3 separate regions of the Homo sapiens genome follow, and regions 1 and 2 are each linked to region 3. The links are chromatin loops, found by intact Hi-C in ENCODE. Cell type or tissue: A673. All regions are shown on one strand. Region 1 overlaps LOC105377177 (a long non-coding RNA gene). Region 2 overlaps LOC105377177 (a long non-coding RNA gene). Region 3 holds the start of LOC105377176 (a long non-coding RNA gene).

What was found. A loop is a pair of places that touch in the nucleus more often than their neighbours do. Peaks named below come from ENCODE experiments on the same cell type or tissue, not always from the same donor. Only the 100,000 strongest peaks of a DNase experiment are listed, where the experiment ranks them.
Region 1: it touches region 3 in a loop (2.5-fold over the local background); 4 of 110 quality-filtered maps call a loop at or near these places.
Region 2: a loop joins it to region 3, with 2.1 times the contacts of the local background. A loop is called at or near these places in 3 of 110 quality-filtered maps.

Annotation. Positions count from the first base shown.
Region 1 is chr3:80,523,234-80,531,233 of GRCh38, reverse strand. All of the region lies in intron 3 of LOC105377177 (a long non-coding RNA gene), which reads left to right. Among named protein-coding and RNA genes, the nearest start is that of LINC02050, 240 kb to the left of the region's middle. RefSeq lists an enhancer at 221-1,420. In A673, a CTCF peak has its summit at 4,898 (motif pointing left); no DNase peak of the experiment used is centred here.
Region 2 is chr3:80,601,921-80,609,920 of GRCh38, reverse strand. All of the region lies in intron 3 of LOC105377177 (a long non-coding RNA gene), which reads left to right. Among named protein-coding and RNA genes, the nearest start is that of LINC02050, 160 kb to the left of the region's middle. RefSeq lists a silencer at 1-157. In A673, a CTCF peak has its summit at 3,645; no DNase peak of the experiment used is centred here.
Region 3 is chr3:80,673,625-80,681,624 of GRCh38, reverse strand. All of the region lies in intron 1 of LOC105377177 (a long non-coding RNA gene), which reads left to right. LOC105377176 (a long non-coding RNA gene) reads right to left here and starts at 1,669. Exons shown (of 3, transcript XR_940989.3): 1 at 1,557-1,669. In A673, no CTCF peak of the experiment used is centred here; a DNase peak (open chromatin) is centred at 3,654; H3K27ac peaks cover 632 bases.

The DNA.
Region 1 (8,000 bases), 150 kb after region 3:
CTTCTAATTAGCAATATTTTATTTTCACAATATAAGTCTTGCACTTCACTTGTTAAATTTATTATTATTTTATTTCTTTAGATACTATTGAAAACAGAATTATTTTCTTATTTTTAATTATAGAATGTCTACTTTTAGTTTTATAGAAATACAACTGATTCTTGTGTGCTGATCTTTTAAAAGGCAACTTTGGTAAAATCATTTATTATTTCTAACAGTTTATGAATTCCTTGTGATTTTCTTATATATAATATCTCATTTGTAAATACAGATCATTTTAATTTTTCCCTTCTAATTTGGAGGAATTTTATTTATTTCACTTTCTTAATTGTTCTATCAAGAATGTCAAGCAAAATGTTGCAGAGAAGGGGCAAAATGGCCATACTTGTCTATTCATGATTTAAGGGGAAGCTTTCAATGTTTTACCATTAAGTATAATGTTAGCTGGGGTTTTTAAAAAAATAATTATACCTTTATCATAATGAGGAAATTTTTGTTTTTATAGTTCTAGCTTCTTGAGTATTTTTGTAATGAAATGTCATTGATTTGTGTGAAATACATTTTTATACATTAATTGCAGTAATCTTTCACCCTCCTTCTATATATTAACGTGTTGTATTACATTAATTATTTTTGTATGTTGAGCCACCTTTACACCCCTGGAATCCAACTTGGTCATAGTCTGTAATCTTCTTATTATTCTGCTGGAATCAATTTGCATTTTGTTGAAAAATTTTAAACCTGCATTAATGAGAGGAATTTAAATACAGCTTTCTTTTCTTATGATGTCTTTGTTATCAGAGTGTACCCACCCAGTGGGTTCACCTTGCCCACTGCCTAGACGGAATCGATTTATCAAGATGGGGGAATTGCAATAGACAAAGAGTTATTCATGCAGAGCCCCCTGTGTGGGAGACCAGAGTTGTATTTACTACCGAAATCTGTCTCCCCAAGCATTCAGGAATCAAGGGTAATTTGGTGGGTAGGGGTCAGTGAGTCAGTAGTGCTAATTGGTTGTTCCGGAGATGAAATCACAGGGAGTTGAAGTGCTGAGTCAGTTCCTGGGTGGGGGCCACAAGATCACATGAGCCAGTTTATTGATCTGGGTGGTGCCAGCTGATCCATCAAGTGCAGGGTGTGCAAAATCTCTCAAGCACTAATTTTCGGTTTTACAATAATGATGTTATCCCAGGACCAATTTGCAGAGGTTTCGAATCTTGCAGCCTTCAGCTCCTAAACTATAATTTCTAATCTTTTGGCTAATTTGTTAGTCCTACAAAGGCAGTCTAGTCTCCAGACAAGAAGAGGGTTTGTTTGCAGCAAGGTTTATTATAATCTTTGTTTCAACGTATGAACTATAAATAAAGTTCCTCTCAAAGTTAATTCAGCCTACACCCAGGAATGAACAAGGACAGCTTGGAGGTTAGAGGCAAGATGGAGATTGTTAGGTCAGATCTCTTTCACTGTCACAGTTATAATTTTGCAACGGAGATTTCAAAGGCAATGCTTAACTCAGTTAATGTTAGGAGGTGTTCCCTCCTTTTCTATTTTTTGAAAGAGTTTGAGAAGTTTGGATTTAAATTATTTAAATCATCGTTAGCATTCAGATGTGAAGCCATCTGGTTCTGGACTTTTCTTAACAGATAACTTCTGAATACTGATTCAATTTCTTGAATCAGTTATACTTCTGCTCAGATTTTCTATTTCTTTTTGACTCAGTTTTAGATGGATTTTGTGTTTCTTGAAAGCTGTCAATTTCATACAGGTTATTTAATCTGTTGGCATAAAACTTTTCATAGTATTCTCTACTCTGTATTCATGGCCTTGCTTTAAATTCCGATGTTGGTCACTTGATTCTTCTCTTTTTTTCTTTGTCAGTCTAGCTAAATTTACCAATTTTGTTCATCTTTTCAAAGAACCAAACTTTATCTCTTTAATGTTTTTTATATTTCATATTTCTTTTATCTGAGCTCTAATTATTATTTCCCTCTTGTGGTTTATCTTGACCTTCATATTCTAGTTTCTAGAGGCAGAAATTTTTAGGTTGTCCATTTCAGATCTTAATTTTCTTTTAATATAGGTATTTGAAGCTCCAAATTTCTCTCTGAGCATTATTTCCACTAGATTCCATTAGCTTTGGAATATCATGCTTTTGTTTTCTTTTTTATTCAAGTAAAAGTATTTAACAATTTTACTTGCAATATTTTCCTTTACTCATTGGTTGTTTAAAAGATTTCTGCTTAATTATCACATTGTAATTTTTCTTTTCTATTTGATTTAAAACAAATGCATAAAATCATAATTAAAACATATTAGTAGACACACAATGTATATAATTTGTGACAATAACAACATAAAAGGTGGTGATATGGTTGGGCTGTGTCCCTACACAAATCTCATCTTGACTTTCCAGGTGTTGTAGGAGGGACTTGGTGGGAGGTAATTGAATCATGGGGGCAGGGCTTTCCCATGCTGTTCTGGTGATAGTGAGTAAGTCTCAGGACAGCTTGATGGTATTATAAGGGGAAGTTTTCCTGCACAAGCTCACTTTTTGCCTGCTGCCATCCATGTAAGATGTGACTTGCTCCTCCTTGCCTTCCACCATGATTGTGAGGCCTCCCCAGCTATGTGGAACTGTGAGTCTATTAAACCTTCCTCTTGTATAAATTAACCAGTCTCAGGTATATCTTTATTAGCAGCATGAAAACAAACTAATACAGGGAATAAATCTGTAAAGGAGAAGAGCTTTTGTATACTATTGAACCTATTTAGTATTAATTCAAACTTGATTATTGTAATAGTAAAATGTTAGTTACCACAGGATTAAAAAGCCAATATGCAATAATATTTGCTACCTTTTAAATTTATCTTTGTATTTACCATTATTGTTTTTATATTTCTTCATTTGGATTGAAGTTATTGTTGAGTGTCCCTTCATTTCTATCTGAAGAACTATCTTTAATATGTTAAATCAAACTAAATATGACCTGAGAAGGAATCTGTAATTCCATATTTGAGTTCTTGTGGACAAACTGCAACCTAACTTAATAGGTAGACAAGATTGAAAACATAATTCAGGAGTATGCACCTGTAACAACAGCTGAGTCTGGCCAATCACAACAGCCATACTTCAACCACTCATACACTACTGAGTGTTCACACTGTGTCCAAATACAGCAAACACCAACCTGTAACCAATTCAGCTGTTTTTGTACCTCACTTCTGATTTCTATATGTCACTTTCCCTTTTTTGTCTATAAATTTGTTCTGTCCATGAGGCATCCCTAGAGTCCCTCTGAATCTGCTATTATTCTGGAAGCTGCCTGAATTATTATTTTTTGGCTCAGTTAAACTCCATTAAATTGAATTTGTCTCGAGTTTTATTTTAACAAGTATTTTGTGGAAAGCAGGTCTATTCATGATGAAATTTCTCATTTATTCTTTATCTGGGAATGTCTTAATTTCTCCTTCATTTTTGAATTTTAGTTTTGCCAGATATAAGAATTCTCAGTTCATAGTTTTTTTTCTTTCAGCATTTATACATTATTCCACTTATTTTTGGCCTTAATATTTTCATTGAGAAATTAGCCATTAATCATTTGAGGATCCATTGTACATTAAGAGTCAATTCTCTCCTGGCATTTCAAGATTCTCTGTCTTTGGCTTTTGACAATTTTTGACTATAATGTTTCTTGAAGTGGGTATCTTTGGGTTTATACTGCTAGGAGTTTGCTGAGTTTCTTGGATGCATAGCTTCCTGTCTTTCATTAAATTTTGGAATTTTTTGAGCACTACTTTTCAAATATTTTTAACCTTTTGTTTTTCTTCTCTCTTTCTAGGACTTTCATTATACATATACCATTATGCTTGATAGTTTTCCACAGCCCTCTAAACCTCCATATATTATTCTTTTTTGTTGTTATGTTTGCTGTTGTTTTTAACCTTTGTCCTCAGACTAGATGATCTCAAATAACTTACCATCAAGTTTGCTCATTCTTTCTTGTTTTCACATCTTTTGTTAAACCTCTCTAGTGAATGTTTTAATTTTAGTTGGACTTTCTAGCTTCAGAATTTTTGGTTCATTTTTATAATTTCTGTTTGTTTAATTGATATTTTCTATTTAATAAGCCATTGATTTTCTAGTTTCATCGAGTCCTTTCTTTATAGTTCTGTTAGCTCTTTGAAGGTATTTAGGACAGTTGATTTAGTGTTGTTTTAGTCTATTCAGGCTGCTGTAATAAAATATCATAAACTGGGTGGCTTATAAACAACAGAAATTTATATCTTACAGCTCTAGAGGCTAGGAGGTCCAAGACGAAGGTGCTGGCAGATTCAGTGTCTGGCTCTACTTCCTGCTTCATGGAATAGAACCTACTATGTCCTCACATGGTGAAAGAGACAAGGCATTTTGCTGGGGCCTCTTTTATGAGCCCACCAATCCCATTCCTAAAGCCTCCATCCCCATGACTGAATCACCTTCAATTACTTTACCTGTTAATACCATCACACTGGGGATTAGATTTAGACTTGTGAATTTTGGGAGGACACAAATATTCACACCATAGGAGGTGTCTTTATCTAATAAATCTAATGTCTGCACTTCCCTGACTGTTTTTATTAGTTTCTTTTATTCCCTGTGAATGTGCCATACTGCGTTGGCTTTTTTTTGGGAATATTATAATGTGAACTTTATACAATACTGAATGTTCACGCTGTGTTCTGTGGACTTTTTGAATATTATAATATGAAGACTCTGAAAATCAGATTATTCATCCCCAAGAAGTATATTTTTGCTGCTTGTTGTGGGTGGTGGTTGTTTTTTCTTGTTTGTTTAGAGTCCTACTAAGCTATTTTGCAAAGTCTGTATTTTGTCAATGCGGCCATGGAAGTCTGTTCTTTAGCTTAGCGCCACCTATTGTTTCGATAGTTTCCTTTTTTTTCCAGAAAAGAAAACAAAGCAAAACAAAAATACAGTACTCTCTTAATCTTTGCATATTGGATCTGTGTCTGAGCATATCTTTACTGCTTATCAGGCCATTTACAAATCTGCCTTAACCTTTACTTATAGCTTGCTTAGAGATTGAAGGTTCACAGAGGTGAACATTTAAGATCTTCTCAGGTCTTTTATGAGCATGTGCCTAGCCTTGGGCATGCATGTTGCCTTCTGTTATTTCCTAATATACCTGGGAGCTTTATAAGTCCCTTATTTCTAATGATTCTCCTTCTCTAACCTCTTTTCAAAATTTTTGGTCTGTCTATTATTTGTCCAGTTCTGTTTCTCCCTGTCCCCAGGCTACTACAGTCAATAATTTATTTAGCATTTGAATGTTTTCAGCAAAAAGTCCCCAGAAAGACACGCCAGCCCTGTGAATGTTTCAAATTAGGTGAAACAAAGGCAATCACTTGTGTCCTTCCTGAAGGGAGCCTCCAGAAAACAGGCAGAAGCACACAGCCACAATTCTTTGAGAAGATGGTCTGTCTTGCTAACTCTGATACTCAAAAACTGCACCAAGAGTATAGGCTGCTGTCTTCATAGCTTCTGCCCATCTGAGAAGAGTGAAATAGTAGGCAGTCATTTTTAAGAGCAACAGAACTCTTACTACAATGCAAAAGCTTCTTTCTTCATTAAGTTTGGTATTGTCTGTGTAATTTTCTGACTGGATTCCAGAGTCTGCAGAAGCAAATTCAGAGATTTTCCTCACTTATTAGTTGCAAAAGTGCAGAGATAGAGCCCTAGAGTTCCCTATTCTGCCATTTTTAGTAATATCAATCCACTGTTCACTTTTATATTGTTTTTTAATATATTATTTCACTTATTTCTGCATAGTACAGTGAGTGCTCAGATCCTCAGAAGACGCTACTACTGTTGTTTTACCATATTATCATAATAACACATTTTTCCAATTATAATTCATGCATTCACTGCTACTTTCCACTCTGGGAAGTGAAATAGAAGATAATTTCAATGGAAAATCATATTTTTGCCTCAGCTGGCAAGAAATAATGGTAATAGGCATCATATAAGCAGAATCCATAAATCAAAATAAGATAAAATGAAACTAAAATTATTACAGTGACTTCATCAGCAAAACATAATTCAAAAATTACATTATATGGTGCAATTAGCCTATATGGATTCAGGCATTCCCTGTATGTGGTTCTTGAATATTTTTGTCAACTGACATTACATTTCCCTGAGGAAACTTCATGTTAGAAAATGTATTAAGAATTAGTGCCAGTATTTTTCTGTGGAGTGTTACCTTTCTGTGTGCAGAAATTACGTGACTTACAAAACCTATTTCATTTCCAATATTGGTACCTCTAATAAAATAAGGAAATAGAAGAAAATTGACATAAAGGAGGCTTATTTAACATTTATTTATTTGCCTTTCCAATAATCCTTATTGTTAATTGCTTTTACAATATTAGTTCTTATATGAATGCGAAATATTTATGAAATTAGAGAATATTAACTTTTTAAAATTCAATATGTTGTAAAATCTAAAGGTATGCAATAACTGCCATAATTATAGATCAAAATCAAAGTTTATTTTATTACTCTTGTTTTTCTAAAAAGAGGATGCATATTACCAGTGTTACCAGCGAACAATATTTTTCAGTACGTTAAATCTCTACTGATGGTAGAATACTCATCTAAAGTTAAAATGTATCATTGTCTTGGCAACTACAATTAGAAATTAATGCATACATTCTTACTAGTTCAACATATATGAAAATAGAGTAGCTATTCATAGCAAATTTTACCAAAAATTTTGTTGCTAAAATGATAACATGTCTTTCACCACATAATATGTTATATAGTATTAATCTCATGATATTTCACTCTTTCCAAATAAAGGAAAATATATAAAGATAATTGAACAGTGGACTAGTTAACTTTTCTCTTGGCTGGCTCAAAAAAATCAGCTCATATTCTTGATTATCAAAATATAAAGACATACTAATTTGACGGATTTAAACCTTCTCTAACTTTCTTTGAGATGATATACTTCCTTCTTTCCATAGAAGTTAAGTTTCAAATATTTCAACACTGCTAAGGAATAATCAGGGTCTATTTCATCCCTTCTGTTCTTCCCTGTTTTAATCTGTTTTCAACTTTTTCCTCTTTCCATTTTTCTCTTTCTCATTGATTTTTAAAATAAAGTTGATGCCGTGCGCGTTGGCTCATGCTTGTAATCCTAACACTTTGGTAGGCCAAGGCAGGTGGATCACCTGAGGTCAGGAGTTCAAGACCAGCCTGGCCCACATGGCGAAACCCCGTCTTTACTAAAAATGCAAAAAATTAGCTGGGCATGGTGGCGGGCACCTGTAATCCCAGCTACTCAGGAGGCTGAGGCAGGAGAATCACTTGAACCTGGGGGGCAGAGGTTGCAGTGAGCTGAGATTGTACCACTTCACTCAAGCCTGGGCAAAAGAGCAAAACTCCATCTAAAAAAAAAAAAATGAAAAAGAAAAAGAAAATAAATTTGTTTATAAGGACAGAATTTTGAGAACTTCTCCCCCCAAAATATCTCCATCCTATAAGACTGATAGCCACTCATGATATTTTAGTACCCTATTTAATAAGAATTTACTTTCTGACAGGATTATTTTCACATGCTTGCTAAAATCTATAGCTAATTACAAACTGTGTTGAGGTTTATTTATTTCAATAATATTCGTGTATTTATGCTCAAGCTTCATTCAGGACTTTTGTCACACAAGAAGTTTGTTTAAAAAATAGCTCAACCATTTGCAAATTGAGGGGAATTCCAAAATAGAAGGAAAAGAGGAAAACAGTAATAACTACAGAATAAAAGAAAAGATCTCAACTTGAATAGAGAGAAGAGAAAAATATAACCCAAAGACGACTTGGGAATAGTAAGTCTTGGTTTGTATATTACAATGAGTTGATTCGCTACTGGCTCACAAAAAGTCCATTCTGATCAGTCTACTTTTAGCAAGCTGACTAGTGACATCAAGTAAAGGAATTCTAGTTG
Region 2 (8,000 bases), 72 kb after region 3:
GGAGGCGTGGGTGTAGCAAGAGCAGCTGCAGAAAACACTTTTTTTTTTTCTTTTTTTTTTTTTTTTGAGACGGAGTCTCGCTCTGTCGCCAGGCTGGAGTGCAGTGATGCGGTCTTGGCTCACTGCAAGCTCCGCCTCCCGAGTTCAGGTGATTTCCCTGCCTCAGCCTCCCAAGTAGCTGGAACTACACAGAAAATAGATGAGAAGAAAAAGAGAGCTGTGTAGTTGAAGAGGATGCAGGATTATCAAGTTCTTATTTATACATTTAAATATTTATTTAATGGTAGGACTTTATCCATAATGTTGAATAGAAAACAATTTGGAGAAGGCTACATACAATATGATAAAATTCATATACATTTTTTAGTGAAAAATGTATCATATGTACATATCTATTTTTAATGGAAAGATAAGCCTCGAATTTATTAACACTGCCCATGAGCATAAGGGGAAGTACACAGTTAGGTCGGGCAGGGGCACAAAGGGGCATCAGCTGTATTTGTAGCCACTTAGTTTAAAACTATGTATATGTATATAGTGATTATATTAAATTTATAAATATATTTTAATTCCTATTATTGTCTGTAATTGTACTGAAAATTTTTGCATTTGGAATATGAAGTAAACAATCGATGTTAGATTTCTGAGTTGTAAATTTCAATGTTATGGCGAAAACCTAGGTATAGCTTTTTACTTTATCATTCATAAATAATATATCTATAACCCTGTACAGAGAGAACCTGAGGACTAGATATCTAGGCAAATATTTTCAACATATACCTGACAAGGCTAGACAATTAATTTTAATAATATGACCTAGAGGCTGGGCGCAGTGGCTCATGCCTGTAATCCCAGAACTTTGGGAGGACGAGCCGGGTGGATCACGAGGTCAGGAGATGGAGGCCATCTTGGCCAACATGGTGAAATCCCATCTCTACTAAAATACAAAATATTAGCCAGGTTTGGTGGCGCATGCCTGTAATCCCAGCTACCTGGGGGGCTGAGGCAGGGGAATCACTTGGACCCAGGAGGCGGAGGTTGCAGTGAGCTGAGATCGTGCCACTGCACTCCAGCCTGGCAGCAGAGCAAGAATCTGTCTAATAATAATAATATGACCTAGAGCAGTTAAATAAAGGAGATAAAATATATAATATTGGGGATTGATTTCTAATTTCTTAGAGTATGCTGAAACCATTCTTTTGTTGAATTGAAAATGATATCTTCAAAAGATCCACTAGCTATCATCAAATGAATTTATCTGAGTAATACCCTAGAAAATAATAATGTAGGTTTTTTAATTGATGCCAAATATAGAAAGTAAAAATTTCATAATGCACACCTCGAATCTGCAACAATGTGATGATCAGAAATATTTGAAACCATAGACAGTTTAAAAATGTGGGCTTGGAGGACAGAAGAGACTTTCTCTTTTCTTTTCCCTTTTTCCCCTCCCTCCCTCCCTTCCTTCCTTCCTTCCTTCCTCCCTTCCTTCCTTCCTCTCTACCTTCTTTCCTTCCTTTCTTCCTTCTTTCCCGCCTTCCTTTCTTCCTTCCTTCCTTCCTCTCTACCTTCTTTCCTTCCTTTCTTCCTTCTTTCCCGCCTTCCTTTCTTCCTTCCTTCCTACCTCTCTACCTTCTTTCCTTCCTTTCTTCCTTCTTTCCCGCCTTCCTTTCTTCCTTCCTTCCTACCTCTCTACCTTCTTTCCTTCCTTTCTCCCTCCCTCCCTGCCTGCCTGCCTCCCTTCCTCCCTCCCTTCCTTCTTTTCTCTTTTCCTCCCTACCTTCTTTCCTCCCTTCCTCCCTTTCTTCCTTCCTCCTTCCCTCCCTTCCCCCTCCTCCCTCCCACTCCCCTTCCTTTCTTTCCTCTCTTTTCCCTTCCCCTCTTTCTCTTCTCTCTTTCTCATTCTTTCCGTTTTTCCTTTCTTCTTTCTTTCATTCATTTGTTCCTTCTTGTTTTCTTGCTTGATGAAATGTTGAAAGTCAGGAGAGAGATAAAAAAATACAATAGATAAATTCTCATTTTAATGAATTAGCCTTATTTGAACTAAGGTAGATTATAATTTTTCTCAAATTGAAATTAAATAACATTTCATTTTTAAATGAATATTAGAATAAGGTGCTCTTTGGTTAGACAGACTGGGTGAAAATCTTGTTTCTGCCACTTTCCAGCTTTGAAATCTTAGAAAGTTTACTTTTCTTCCTAGAGACACAGTTTCCTCCCTGTAATATGAAAGCTATAGCATCAACTTCAAAGGGTTGTTGAAAAACTTGGAATACACACACACACATGCACATACATATATACACACATACATGTATATAAACACACACATATATATACACATACAAATACACACACACATATATATGTATACACATATATACATGTACAAAATACACATATATCTGTGTGTATACATACATGCATATAATAGTGCCTGGCATATAGCAAAACAAATACATAATATTTTTACTATAATGTTTTCTTTTTCAGGCATTTTCCACATATTTCGTCTTTACAATAGCTTTGTAAAGTAGGTAGACTATTGTGCCAATTTGTTTTTCTCCTACATTTTTTGTCTTCCTGCCTCCTCATCTGCATTCTTCTTTCATTCTTGCTTCCATTCTTTCTATCAGCATGAGAAGAGCAAGAAACTATGCTAAGCTTTAGGCCTACAATGATAAATACAATTTTGTAACTGATTTAGAAGGCAAAAATCTAGTAGGAAAGAAAGGCACAGTGTTTGAAAATATTGAGAACAGAGCAGTGTGTTGCTTCATTTTATGGTCCTGTGGCTGGTCAGTGATAAGGGAGACTCAAATGTTCATGAATCATGACTTTCAGAAAGAATTAGTCCCTGTAAACCTCAAATGTAGGTAACCAAAACTTTTTTGGTTTTTTTATTTTGTTTTTTTTCTTGAGCCCCACCACTACCTACCCCCAGTAATTGGAATACTGGTATTACCTATGTGAGCAATATATGGTAAAGAGGTTATGTAATATTAAAAATACCTTTTAATTCCCAACATATTTGAGGAATATTATATTTTAGTAAATTGAAGTTATAATGCTATACTATCCACCTGAGTTTGTAGTGAAGTGTGAGCTGAATTCCATTTGCTTGAAGAGATAACTTATTCTCCTTTTTAAGATTCATCTTTCTGTGCATCTTTTATTCAGTTCAACTGAAGGACAGAATAGAATAAAACGAATAATGAGCTAGTAGCGCATAAGACTAACCCTTTTGAATAATAATAATAAAAAAGTACGTTTGCTCCCTTAGGTTATGTTTCAACAGAAAAGACATGTATTCATATAGTCAAAAAAGGATGTTAAGGGGTCTCTAAACAGCAAAATGAAAGATTCACAGTGAATTATTATTATAGAGGAAAGGAAATGTCTGGTTAACGCATGCAGGAAAGAAGTACAAAACAAAACTAACAGGAAAACTGGGTACTGCAGGCGTGTTACGGATTCAGGAATTATCATAAGAAAAAATGCAGCAATGAATTGAGATATTTGAGAACTTTTAACAGTAGGTCCTAATTCCTAATACCCAGTAGAGATTAATCAAACTATTGAGATGGAAAAGAACAGCAAATGGGCCACAGACAAAAATAGTTAATTCCTTATACAACAACACCCCCAACAGGGATTTGCTTAAACTTCAACCAAATGCAGATATTCTTAGTGTAGTAGATCGGCGGAAAACATGTAAGGCAAGATTTACAATCATCTGTATAAGAATTATTTAATTCTGAAGTCAGAAATATTATATGTTAAGTGTGGCTGTCAGTCTTCTCAGAACTGACATTTCTGTCAGTTTTTATAATGTAGGTTTTTAAGTTGAACATGACCTTCTGTAAAGGTATTCAGAAACTCACCGTCAAACTTTTAATATATCTAATAAACTGGATTATTCTTAATGGTTACTATATTAGTAAAAGTACTAGTACTTTATTGGTCCCAACAATAGGAATACTCTTAATGCTTACTTGTGTCAAAAGAAAGTAACTGACAGACACCTCACTCAAAAGTCTTCAGTGTATATAATTATTAATTCTTATGGAATGATACTATGCAAGATAAATTCCCTTCATGAAGGTCAAATGATCATTTAAAATATTAAAGGAAAGTCCAGGCCTCCCAGTTGTCATTTTACTGCCTGTTGATAACACTCTTTCTGTTAATGTTTCTTTTAGTGGCTATGAATGTGAATAATTTACAAATTATAACTAGGGAGAATATGCAAAAGAACAATAGTGTCTCCCGAAGTTAAATTAGAAAATAGCTGAGTTGATTGTGTAACTCTCCTAAAACAATTAATGCAGTGTTCTATTAAATCGCTTTTCATTTTAGAATGTCTAAAATGGGAAGAAAATTGAAACAGATATGAAATCTTAAGTAACTCAATTTTATGTAAATTTATGTATGAAACAAAAAGCAGAATGGCAATGAAATCTTCTGGGCTTTAATTTGATTTGAGGTCTGATACATATTTTGACCATCTTTCTTTCATGCAAAATACGAAAATACTCCAGATAGAACAAGTCATTGACTGCCTAAAGTACATCAATCAAATTGTTAACTTAGGATGTTTCTCAAGGGTATTGGCTCTTTGGTAGTCGTCAGAAATATAAATGGACAGTGTAGCGCGGGTGTGCTGTGCAATGGAGCAGAGAGGCATGGTATTTGATGTGCCATATTCCTTCATTTCAAACAATTAATTAATGGGCTGCTATATATCCTGTTTCTCAGGGGTCAGAGGTATTGTTAAGAATCCTCAATGTTGCCTGTTTAAATTAAAAAAGATGACAGACAGATGCATCTAGGGTGTTAAGCATAAAGAGAGGACAATGTCCTTGTGTCTCCAGAAAGCTAATGCCAAAGAATGTGAGCATCTAAACCCAAATGACTTAGTTCCCTTTGGTAAATTTTATTTATTAAATTTTAACAACATAAAGGAGAAAAATTAAAAGTAGTTAATTCTAAGAAAATAATTAATTCAATATATTTTGTCTGGAAAGCCATTTCTCTGAATCAGTTTTCTGATTAAACCACTTGTAGTTTAAGAAACAGAATATTTTAAAAATAAATCACATTTCTGACAAGAATGGTCTTGGCAGTCGTAGACTTTTCTCTTTTGCAAACCAAAATACATTGTTACAGTGAAAATTTAAGTGTTTGAACTAACATTTAGATGTTAGGGTATACATATATTTGGTTTATAAGAAAAGAAAATCAATAAGCTTAGGCCAGATAACATGTATTAAACAGGGCTCGGTTCAAAAAGAACTCTAATTTTATTAAATAGAAATATAATCTTAATATTTATGTAGAAAGCAACTTTTGCTTGGGCATATTTTAATCATTTTATTTTTTTTCCTTAACGCTATTATAAATTGAGATTCATTCTTTTCTTTTCTTTTTTCCCCTTTTATACTCAGGATCATTCAAAGATAAGCTACCTGATGAAAAAATAAAGGTTAATGCAATTCAACAACAAAATTAATGCTGCAAACATCTCTCTTCTATTTTAGACATTCTTCTAACTGCTGGAACTAATAAGATATGAATGATGAAGCTTATATTCTTCTAGGAATGATATATACTTCACACAAATATAAATAAAAAGCCTAGATAATTACAAATAAGTTATATGAATGAAGTTGACAGTAACTGAAAGAAGTCCGTTTAAATATGGTTGTCGGAAAGCCTCTACAGAAGGTGCCATCTAAACACAGATCCAAGGGATACCGGTAGACTAGCTGTACTAAGAACCATGGAGAGAGCGTTCTAGAGTGTACATGTTCAGAGGCCGAATAGAATGAATGAGTTAGACACATCTGGGAAACGAAAAAGAAGCCAATGTGAATGGAAAACAAGGACCGTTACTGTAGGCCATGAAAACATTTTCTCTTTCTCTCCCCCTCTCTCTGTTTTTTGTTTGTTTGTTTGTTTGTTTGTTTTGGTTTGGTTTGGTTTTTTTTTTTTTGAGACGGAGTCTCGCTGTGTTGCCCAGGCTGGAGTGCAGTGGCGCGATCTCGGCTCACTGCAAGCTCCGCCTCCCGGGTTCATGCCAGTCTCCTGCCTCAACCTCCCGAGTAGCTGGGACTACAGGCGCCGCCACCACGCCCGGATAATTTTTGTATTTTTAGTAGAGACGGGGTTTCACCATGTTGGCCAGGCTTGTGTGGAACCCTGACTTCAGGTGATCCGTCCGCCTCGGCCTCCCAAAGTGCTGGGACTACAGGCGCCCGCCACCACGCCCGGCTAATTTTTTTGTATTTTTAGTAGAGACGGGGTTTCACCATGTTAGCCAGGATAGTCTCGATCTCCTGACCTTGTGATCCGCCCGCCTCGGCCTCCCAAAGTGCTGGGATTACAGGCGTGAGCCATTGTGCCAAGACTCTTTCTCTCTTTTTTTTTTTTTTTCCTTTCTTCCCTAAGCACAGTGGTAGCCATTAGAGCATCTGAGAAGGGATGTGGGCAAGCCTGGTTTTAATTCTAAAGTTCCCTTCGGTTAATTTGTGACAAACTGGATTGTGAATGTGTTTCCATGTATCGTGGGAAGGAGAATATAGAGGTGGGAGTGAATAGCAAAAATACACATAAGAAGACTCTTTATGAAGTTTTTTGGATTATCTGTAAATATACACTATCACAACACTGAAAATTTATGCTGAAACTTTCATTCCAATCTATTTTATTTTTATTTTTATTTTTTCTTTTTTTTCCACTTCAAATGAATGAGCCTATTGTGAATTCTTTTGAAAGGCTTTGTATTTTTGTCTCTGTGATACTTCGTGGCTTCATATTTGTTTACTTTTACTATTTGGTTGTTTAGTTATATGTATTTTGTTCCACTAAAATGTCCCATTCCGAACAGGTATGCCTTCTGAACAATTAATGCAGTGCACCTAATGTACATCAATCAAATTGCTAACCGATGATGTTTCTCAAGGGTATTTGTTCCTTGGTAGTTGTCAGAAATATAAATGGTATATTTCAGTATATATCACAGTATACATTTTCTCATGTAATCCCCACAATAACTCAGCAAAGTGTGGCTTATTATCACTTCAACAGAAGAGTCAGAAAGTTTAAGCTACTGCATCTGGGTAACTATGCAAAGCCGTAGAGAAGAGTGGAAAAGACACACAATTCAGATTTGAAATATTTTTTTTCAGTTCTTTGCTGTTCACTTTATTACATCAACATACAAATAATAATATATAAATGGATTTGTCTTACAATTGTATTTTCAGGTTATATATTTAGAACCTGCTCATTAATGTTTGTGTTCATGTGAAATAAATTTTGAAACCATAGAATTGTCATTCTATTTGATTAGTGATAAATTTCCATCTCCCTGCCTTCCTCCTTCTCCCTCCTTCCCTCCCTCCCTTGTCCCTTCCCTCCCTCCCTCCCTCCCTCCCTCCCTCCCTTCCTTCCTTCCTTCCTTCCTTCCTCTTATCACAGACCAAATGGCACTTTTACTTGTAGAGAAATTTTAATAAGCAAGGGGATATTTTTTAAATGAGATTCTAGACTTTATATGGATAATCAAGTTTAGAAATTCTTCTCATAATTATTTTTCTTTTTTACTATTAACATTAATATTTTCATACAAATATTCAGTGGGAATTTTTTTTGTATAAAGTTCCATGAATTTCAACACATGTAGAGATTCACGTGACCAGTAGCACAGTCAGGATACAGCAGTTACGCCATTCCATAAACTCCCTCTTTGCTATTCCTTTTCAGTGGCACACTTTCCACGCGTCCTTAATTCTTACAATCACAGACTGATTCTCCCTCACTATAGTTTTGCCTTTTCAGGAATATCATATAAATGGAAACATATAGTATGTGACTTCTTGAGAATGGATTTTTTTCATTCAGCATATGTCTTTGATATCCACCCAAGTTGTATGAATAACTATCCCATTCCTTTTTACTGCTGTTATATTCTATTATATGGATGTACCAAAGTGTGT
Region 3 (8,000 bases):
AAATATTATGATTCCTAAACTTTCTTAAACAGGTACATCTACAACAAGGCCCCCAAATCTGGATTTTATAGAATTTCCCAAGTGATCTTATGGAGAAATCAGATTTGACAAATCTGATTTGATAAGCAATGCTTGAATGCACGTTTCTCTTTCCGTCCATACCTTTCTTATTAACCACTAAGGAAGAAATAGTTCCCAAATTTATCTGAGTAATAAGACACCTGCGTAAATGATTACAACTTAGACTCATAATCCCTTCTTGGGATATTTTGGTTCAAAGTCTCAGAATCAGTACCCAGAAATAAGGAAATATAGTAGACATCTTAGGAATTTACAATGGCCTAATAACTTGAGAAATTCTATTCTAAGTAATATATTTTGATGAAATAATTGGTATATATAACTGCACTCTTCATTTTGACCAGACAATAGGTAGTATGCATTGAAAGGCTTTTCTTTTTTACGCTTCACAACTAGAAATGCTAAACATTTTCAACTAAGCTATTCAAAGTAACAAAATCTTTCATTTTCTACTAAACAGCGAGCAAATGTGAACCTGTTTTATTGTGGCATACACACACAAACACACACACAGACACACACAGATACATATCCATGCACACATACATATATAGCATTTTTTTTAAATCAAAGCTTTATTTTGGCTTTTCAAGGACAATATTTAAAAGGGCTATTATTTTAAAAGTCATCAGCCTCTCAGGACTTAGTATGAAGAAGATTCAGTTTCTATTAAAAAACTGGGAATTGCTGTGTAAACTAGGTAGCACTGGAAATTTTAGTACATGTTAGCAATTGCCCGTTACCTTAATTTTTGTGAATTTAAAAAAATGAGAAAAAGATTATGTTGATTTGAAATACTACTCAATTCTGTGGTCTCTTTTCTTGTCATTAACTTAGTTCTAGATCTCCTCCACCTTTTAGCAAATTGCACCTAAGTTTGGCAATTTTTAATGTCAGTGCCCTCCAACTACAGGTTGAATATTCCCAATCCAAGATGCTTGGGACAAGAAGTGTTTCTTACAGATTTCATATTTTGGGGGGATCTGGGAATATTTGAATATACATAATGAAATGCCTTGGGGATGGGACCAAAGTTAAAACACAAAATTCATTTTTATTTCATGTATGCATAACCTGAACATTATCTTATGTAACATTTTAAATACTTTTATGCACCAGTCCCATGAGGTCAAGTGTGAATCTTTCACTTCTGGTGTCATGTTGGCACTCAAAAAGTTTCAGAGTATGGGGCATTTTGAATTTTATATTTTCAGCTTAAGGGTGCTCAACCTGTATATGTATGGCTCTATGGTATAAATGTTTATGTCCCTCCAAAATACGTATGTTGTAATCTTCACTCCCAAAATGATTGTATTAGGTCGTGGGGCTTTTGGGAGGTGATTATGTATAGGAGTGGAATCTGCACAAATAAAATCATTGCTCTTATAGGAGAGGGTCAAAAGATACCCCTCACCCCTTCCACTGTATGAGGTTAGGATAAGAATATAGCTGTCTAAGAGGAAGCAGATTCTTACCAGACACTGAATCTGCTGGCATCATGATCTTGGACATTCCAGCCTTCAGAATTGTAAGAAACAAATTACTGTTGTTTATCATCACATAGTTTGTGGTATTTTGGTACAGGAGCCTGAATGGTTTAAGAAATATGACAATAGTTAAAATAAAAGCCAGAGAAAGTTATGTCTATTCAACTATATTTTAGGAAGATAGATATCAGTATAGACTTGGCAGAAATAATTTTCATGTGGCAATTATTGGGCGAGGTTAGATTGCTGTATTTTATTTAACCAAAATTAAGTCTTCCAGCCAAGGCATTGTTACCAAAAGATTCTTTTTAGACTTTCATGTGTGCCTGTGCACACTCATATTTTCAACTTTATATGTATATTGCATATATATAGACATAATTATAATACATTATATATAATTATATACTTATTTTCCATTTTTGTATGTGGAAATTTGACAGACTACATCTTTAGAATATTTAAAAACCATAGTCCTTTTTGTAAATTAATTCTTCATATTCAGGTTTTTTTTTTGTTTTTTTTTTTTTTGAGATGGAATCTTGCTGTGTCGCCCAGGCTGGAGTGCAGTGGCGCAATCTCGGCTCACTGAAAGCTCCGCCTCCCAGGTTCACGCCATTCTCCTGCCTCAGCCTCCCGAGTAGCTGGGACGGCAGGCAGCTGCCACCACGCCCAGCTAATTTTTTGTATTTTTAGCAGAGACGGGTTTTCACCGTGTTAGCCAGGATGGTCTCCATCTCCTGACCTGGTGATCCGCCCGCCTCGGCCTCCCAAAGTGCTGAGATTACAGGCGTGAGCCACCGTGCCCGGCCCGTATTCAGGTTTATTTGTGTATATTTATATTTGACCTTTTGTTTTGTTTTGTTGAGTTTCGCTCTTGTTGCCCAGACTGCAGTGCAATGGGGTGATCTTGGCTCACTGCAACCTCCGCCTCCCAGGTTCAAGCAATTCTCCTGCCTCAGCCTCCTGAGTAGCTGGGATTACAGGTGCATGCCACCACGCCTGGCTAATCTTTGGTATTTTTAGTAGAGATGGAGTTTCACCATGTTGGCCAGACTGGTCTTGAACTCCTGATCTCAGGTGATCCACCTGCCTCGGCCTCCCAAAGCGCTGGGATTACAGGCGTGAGCCACTGGGCCCAGCCTATTCCTGACCTCATAATATTTTACTGTTATGTGTTTGTTTTTTCGTTAATGATGTCACAGTATTTTTCCATGTATTTAGTCCCATGAATATCTAAAAATTAATTTTGAACATAGAACTTCATTTTACAATCTTTCAGTTTCTAGTAGTTAATTTTTAAAAGCCTGGTTTATAAAAGAAGCTCAAAAATGTTATGGAATACATGAATTAATTCTTGATTGCTATTCTTGACTTCCATCATTTATGCAGTAAACTCAGGAACTCTGTAGTGTTCCAAAATTTATCTTCTCCATATCAAATTTGTATGTTTTCACAGAACTAAATTTCTGGCTTTTAAAACTCTCTTTTATTTTTTTCTTTCATTGTAATGGACCATTTTTGGAACTGACACTATTGAGTATGTGATATGCAGATAGTGAAGTCATTTGAGTACAGTGCATACTCTGGATATGCATTTTAGGCTAAAAAGAATGGTTAGTTGTTAAGGTAACTTCAGTAAATATATATTCATTAAGGGCAGTCAGAAAGAGAGAAAATCATCTATGTTGCCGCCTTGGCAGGCCTCAGAGAGCAGAGGTTGTAGCGTGTGGAAGAGTGTGCTTGTGCTTTCTGGAACAGTAATGCGTGTCCTGCTCCAGAAGCTCGACTCCCCTGCTGCCACCCAGAGTTTTTTCAGAAGCGTACACTTCCCCTCTTACTGCAGTTCTCCCCTCTTTGGTATTTAAGCTTCAAGCATCTTTGCTTCATGGGCTCTGCTCTGCGGGACTTGTTTCTTCTGCTTCCTCCTGGATTCTTCAGTCTTGAACTTCTCTGTTGCCTGCGTTCTTGCCTTTTACTCCACTCTGCCACCTGGATGAGAGGCCGAGGACCAGTCTGCGTCATAGGAACCTCCTTCTAATCCCTAGAGTAAGAAGCTGTCATCAGAGTGGTGGCATATTGATGCTAGAAACACAGGAAACTGCATGAGTCATCCTTCAGAATAGGATATAAGCATGGCCAGTGCATGCATTTTCTCAGATGAATACACATCTGTTAAACAAGCTGCATAGATTCTCCAGAGAGTTCAATATAATTTTTCTCGGTATTTTTCCTGTAAAAATACGCCATTAGACAAATGAATTGAAACATTTTTACCAAAGCTTCAATGCAGAAATCACGGCTGCACAAAAGTACATGAAATGGGGAGGTCACATCATATTAGTGATCAGCTGTCATAATCAGAAGAGGCCATGTAAGTATGTCCTCTCATAATTTAGTAAAATACAGGAAATCATCCTTTAATTGGTGGTGGGGAACCTTTTCATAAGATATATGGGAAATACTAAGAAGAGGGATTTAAAGCAACCTCTTTACTTGTGGCACTCTGAGATATACATACACATGGATTCTTTGGAGACACTGCTTTCCAGAGAGAGGCTAAATTGTCTGTGATTTAATTGCTCCTGGGATTGAAAAGGTGATCTTGTATTTTGCCTCCAGTGACAGGTGCTATCCCTTTATTATAATTTGAACCCCTGGGTGTTAAAACATTCATGGCTTTTCTATTAGGAAATCTGCATACTCCTCCATCCATGTTTATTCATAATTCTCTGATGAGTTGCAGACAAGCTCATTGAGAACTTAGGCTTTGACATTTTAGTCAGAAATTACTACCACACCCACAAACAGAAAAAAACTAGGCTCATTTGCATCTATATTTTAAAAATTTATGAAATAGTTTATGTTAGTATTTTGGGTCTTTTGAAATTAAGTATATTGTGAATTGTTATACTTTCTAATGGAATTTTTAAGCAATTAGTATGTAGTGAATATATATGTAAAGTCTGTATTAGACTGGTTCTAAAATGTGTGCACACCAGAGGGCATCATAGCTTTTATTCAAAGCTTCTTTTAGACATTTTCTTTTAAATTGAGCTTTATACTTTTTAACCTTTTTTTCTTTAGAATTATTACTCTTTTTCACTGTAATATTCATAAAACATGTTTAAACAATATTTATCCAAGTATATTGAATGAACAGAAATATCATAATTAAATGAGAAAATTAAAGCAAACAAGCCTTTATAATGACTGTCTAACAGCTTAGATTTCTTCCTATTTTTGACCTTCTTTTTCTTTTATCTCAGGACAATTACTACTGTTTGTATTTTTCTGATAATGTGTAAACTGTTCCAATAATTCTGTTCCTAGACTACTTTTGATACCCGCTCCGTTTTAGAAACTCCTTTGTCTTCTTGTTTTGCATGGTAAATTCTTATTGAAACAGAGCTCCATTTGATTGATCCATTCAGACAGCATTCATTGAATATTGGAGGAACAGGACTCAGATACAGCCTTCCAGAAGCTCACTTTCCTGCAGAGAAAAAAATGGGAACACATATGATGACCCTTCAACGTGATGAGTACTGTGTCCCAAAGTGCTGAGAGAACTCCTCAGATGGGTCTCTAATTGAGCCTAGCAGCTATGGAGAGTGAAGTGATACATGGACAGATGGTTAAAGCTGAGCCAAGATTTAAAGTACAATTAAAAAGTTAATCAGACACTATGACAAGCCTTCTTATTTTTTTTCCAATGATTTTAAAATAAAATTTGGAGTCGCTCACATAAAAGCACAGATAATTAGAGATAAAGAAAATGTTCTTTTCTTTGTTTGGATTTCACAATTGTCACGCAAAAATAAATAAGCGCAAACGAAAGGCTAGAGAAACTTCTAAAACCAGGTGATTTTATTAGTTGCTTTTTTTCTTTTATGTTTTTAAAACATGATATGATTATAACTTTTAAACAATAAACCTCCTGGGTGATTATAAATTTAGCATGAAATAAAATATTTATAGCAACAACAAAAAGGTATAAAGGGAAGAGTCAGAGGAAGCAGAGTTGTGAGAGTCACATATCCTTGGGAGGACGTTCAAGTAGACACGTAAGTTGTAAGTAAGCCTTTGGCAGGGAAAAGGTACATCTATTTTTAAAATACATCTCAACAATAGTTTATCTAAGGAGACTTTTCCAGTTGTATTCAACTAAACGTGATCTTTCCTCTTAGGAAATGTTGTTTCTGTGTTATAATTCTAGTCCTACATTTTTATTTTTTTCTATTAAATGATAAGCTTCACGAAAGTACTGATTTATCTGTTGATCTCCGACAGTGTTTAGTTTAATTCTTAGAATAGAAGAAGCAATGCTCAAAAAATATGTGCATTGCTTAAGAGGTATCTATCAACATGAATATAAGAATTGAACATAATTCTATTTAAAATGTAAATTTCAAAATGCCAGGTTTCATACTTTTAATTACAATTTTGCTGCTAATTAGCCTTGTTACCTTAATTGAGTGATTTAAAATATTTCTAGTTCTTACTTCACCTGTTAAATAATGGAGTTGAACTAGTTAATCATATGCTTGATCATTTAATTTGTGCCAGGAACTGGAATAAAGCATTTGCACATATTATCTAATTTACCCTTGATAACAACTCTTATGAGATGGTGTGGTAATAATCTGCATTTATTCCAAAAGCCCTAAAGTTACTTGGATCGTAATGCCAAGTAGCTTAGCAGATATCACACCAATAGTATATGATGGAGTCGGTCACACTGCAGACATCATTTCAGTTCTTATTTGAAAGCTCATTCTCGAGTGTCCTTCCACCTCTGAAATGTTATAGTTCCATATAAAAAAAATCCCGTAGTTACTCTTCAATGAAAAGTAATTTGATTATTCTGCAATATGCCTCTCTTCTTCTCGGGAGATAATGTTTTTTTTTTCTATTATTAACTTTGGGAAAAGAGACATCGATTACTTCTTTAAACCTCAACTATTTGAAGTTTAACATTTAGCTAGCCTCAATTTTTTTAAAAAAAGAAAAACACTTTAATCATCTAGACTATGAAAATTGAATAGAATAGGTATTCATAAATAACCTCAACACTCGACTAGAAAGTGCTTTATCTTAAAGACTCTTTTCTATTACCTTCAAGAAGAGAACAAGAGTATCTCCTTGCTAATTCATTTTGCAAAGTGTAAGTCATTGCCCTTCACAAAGGGAGAAAAAGATGTATAAAAAAGCCATGAACACTATTCAAATTCATTGCCTCTTCCAGGTGCGGGTAATTGAGTTGCCTCAAGATCAATATGAAACTGCCTAGGATACAGAAAGTCAATAGCTACTTCCAAAGTCAGGTCTGTCTAGTTTAGATATCTACAAAAGCAGAATCTTCAGCTGCTGCTTCAGAACAAATCTGAATCTGCATAACAAAACTTGAAATTGAATTCTATAAAGCAAGAGCTCCCTAAGTATCAGACTTTGATACAAAAATGTTTAGGGAGTCCCCTGTTGAGCAAATAACATTACTTGATATTTTCTGGACCCTGAAGTGGCGCTGAATGAACCATATATTTGATTGCATTTGATGACATTTGATTTTAAAAACAAGGTCTCTGTCCAAGGTTAGTATTTCTAGGTTCCTAGAATTAGTTTAAAGTATTATCTTTGAAAGAAAAAGTAATTCAATGACACTATGTTTTCATGAAAACAATTTACTTTCTTATTATTATAACACTGGAATATTGCATAATAACCTCTCCTTTGTTTACTATGTGTTGGAAATGAATGTGATAATGTCCAAAATACTTTAATTTTATGAAACTCTCACACTGGGTAATTTTGGGGAGTAGGAAACACTGCCGCCTCCCTCAACAAAAGAGTTTCCATTTGACGATAAATGGAAAAGTCCATATTGGAATTGGTACTTGAAACTGGAATACTAATTTTAATCCCCAATTCTCACATTCTCCTGGGGACCACTTGCTAATTACCACTGCAACCACCACCTTGTCCTGTGTGAGGTTGCTGAGAAGAATACTACTTTCTGTTTGTAGTTCTGTAACCATTCCACAGAATCAATCTTAATTCTACATAGTCCAGTTGAACCTTTTGTGGAAGGCAAAGAAATCAAAATAAGCAATGAACACATAGAATTTTGTGTGATAACAATATAAAATAGAGCATTAACATTCTCTGGCAAGCATCTGAGGCCCATGGGCTGTATCTTTCTCTGACTCCTCACTTATATTTATGTGATGGTAGCAACATATCACTTTTCACTTTTAAAAAGGGGCTTGGAAAGACACAGATGTTTTTAAGTGCCATTTTTGTACCTTCCATTCCCTGTATCTTTAAAAAATGGTTAACAGTGGAATTTCCAACTTGTCCAAGGAGGCTCAGAATCACCTAGAGTTTGCACTACTGGAAAGACTTACCTGTGAGGGTAATGTATGTGTGTAG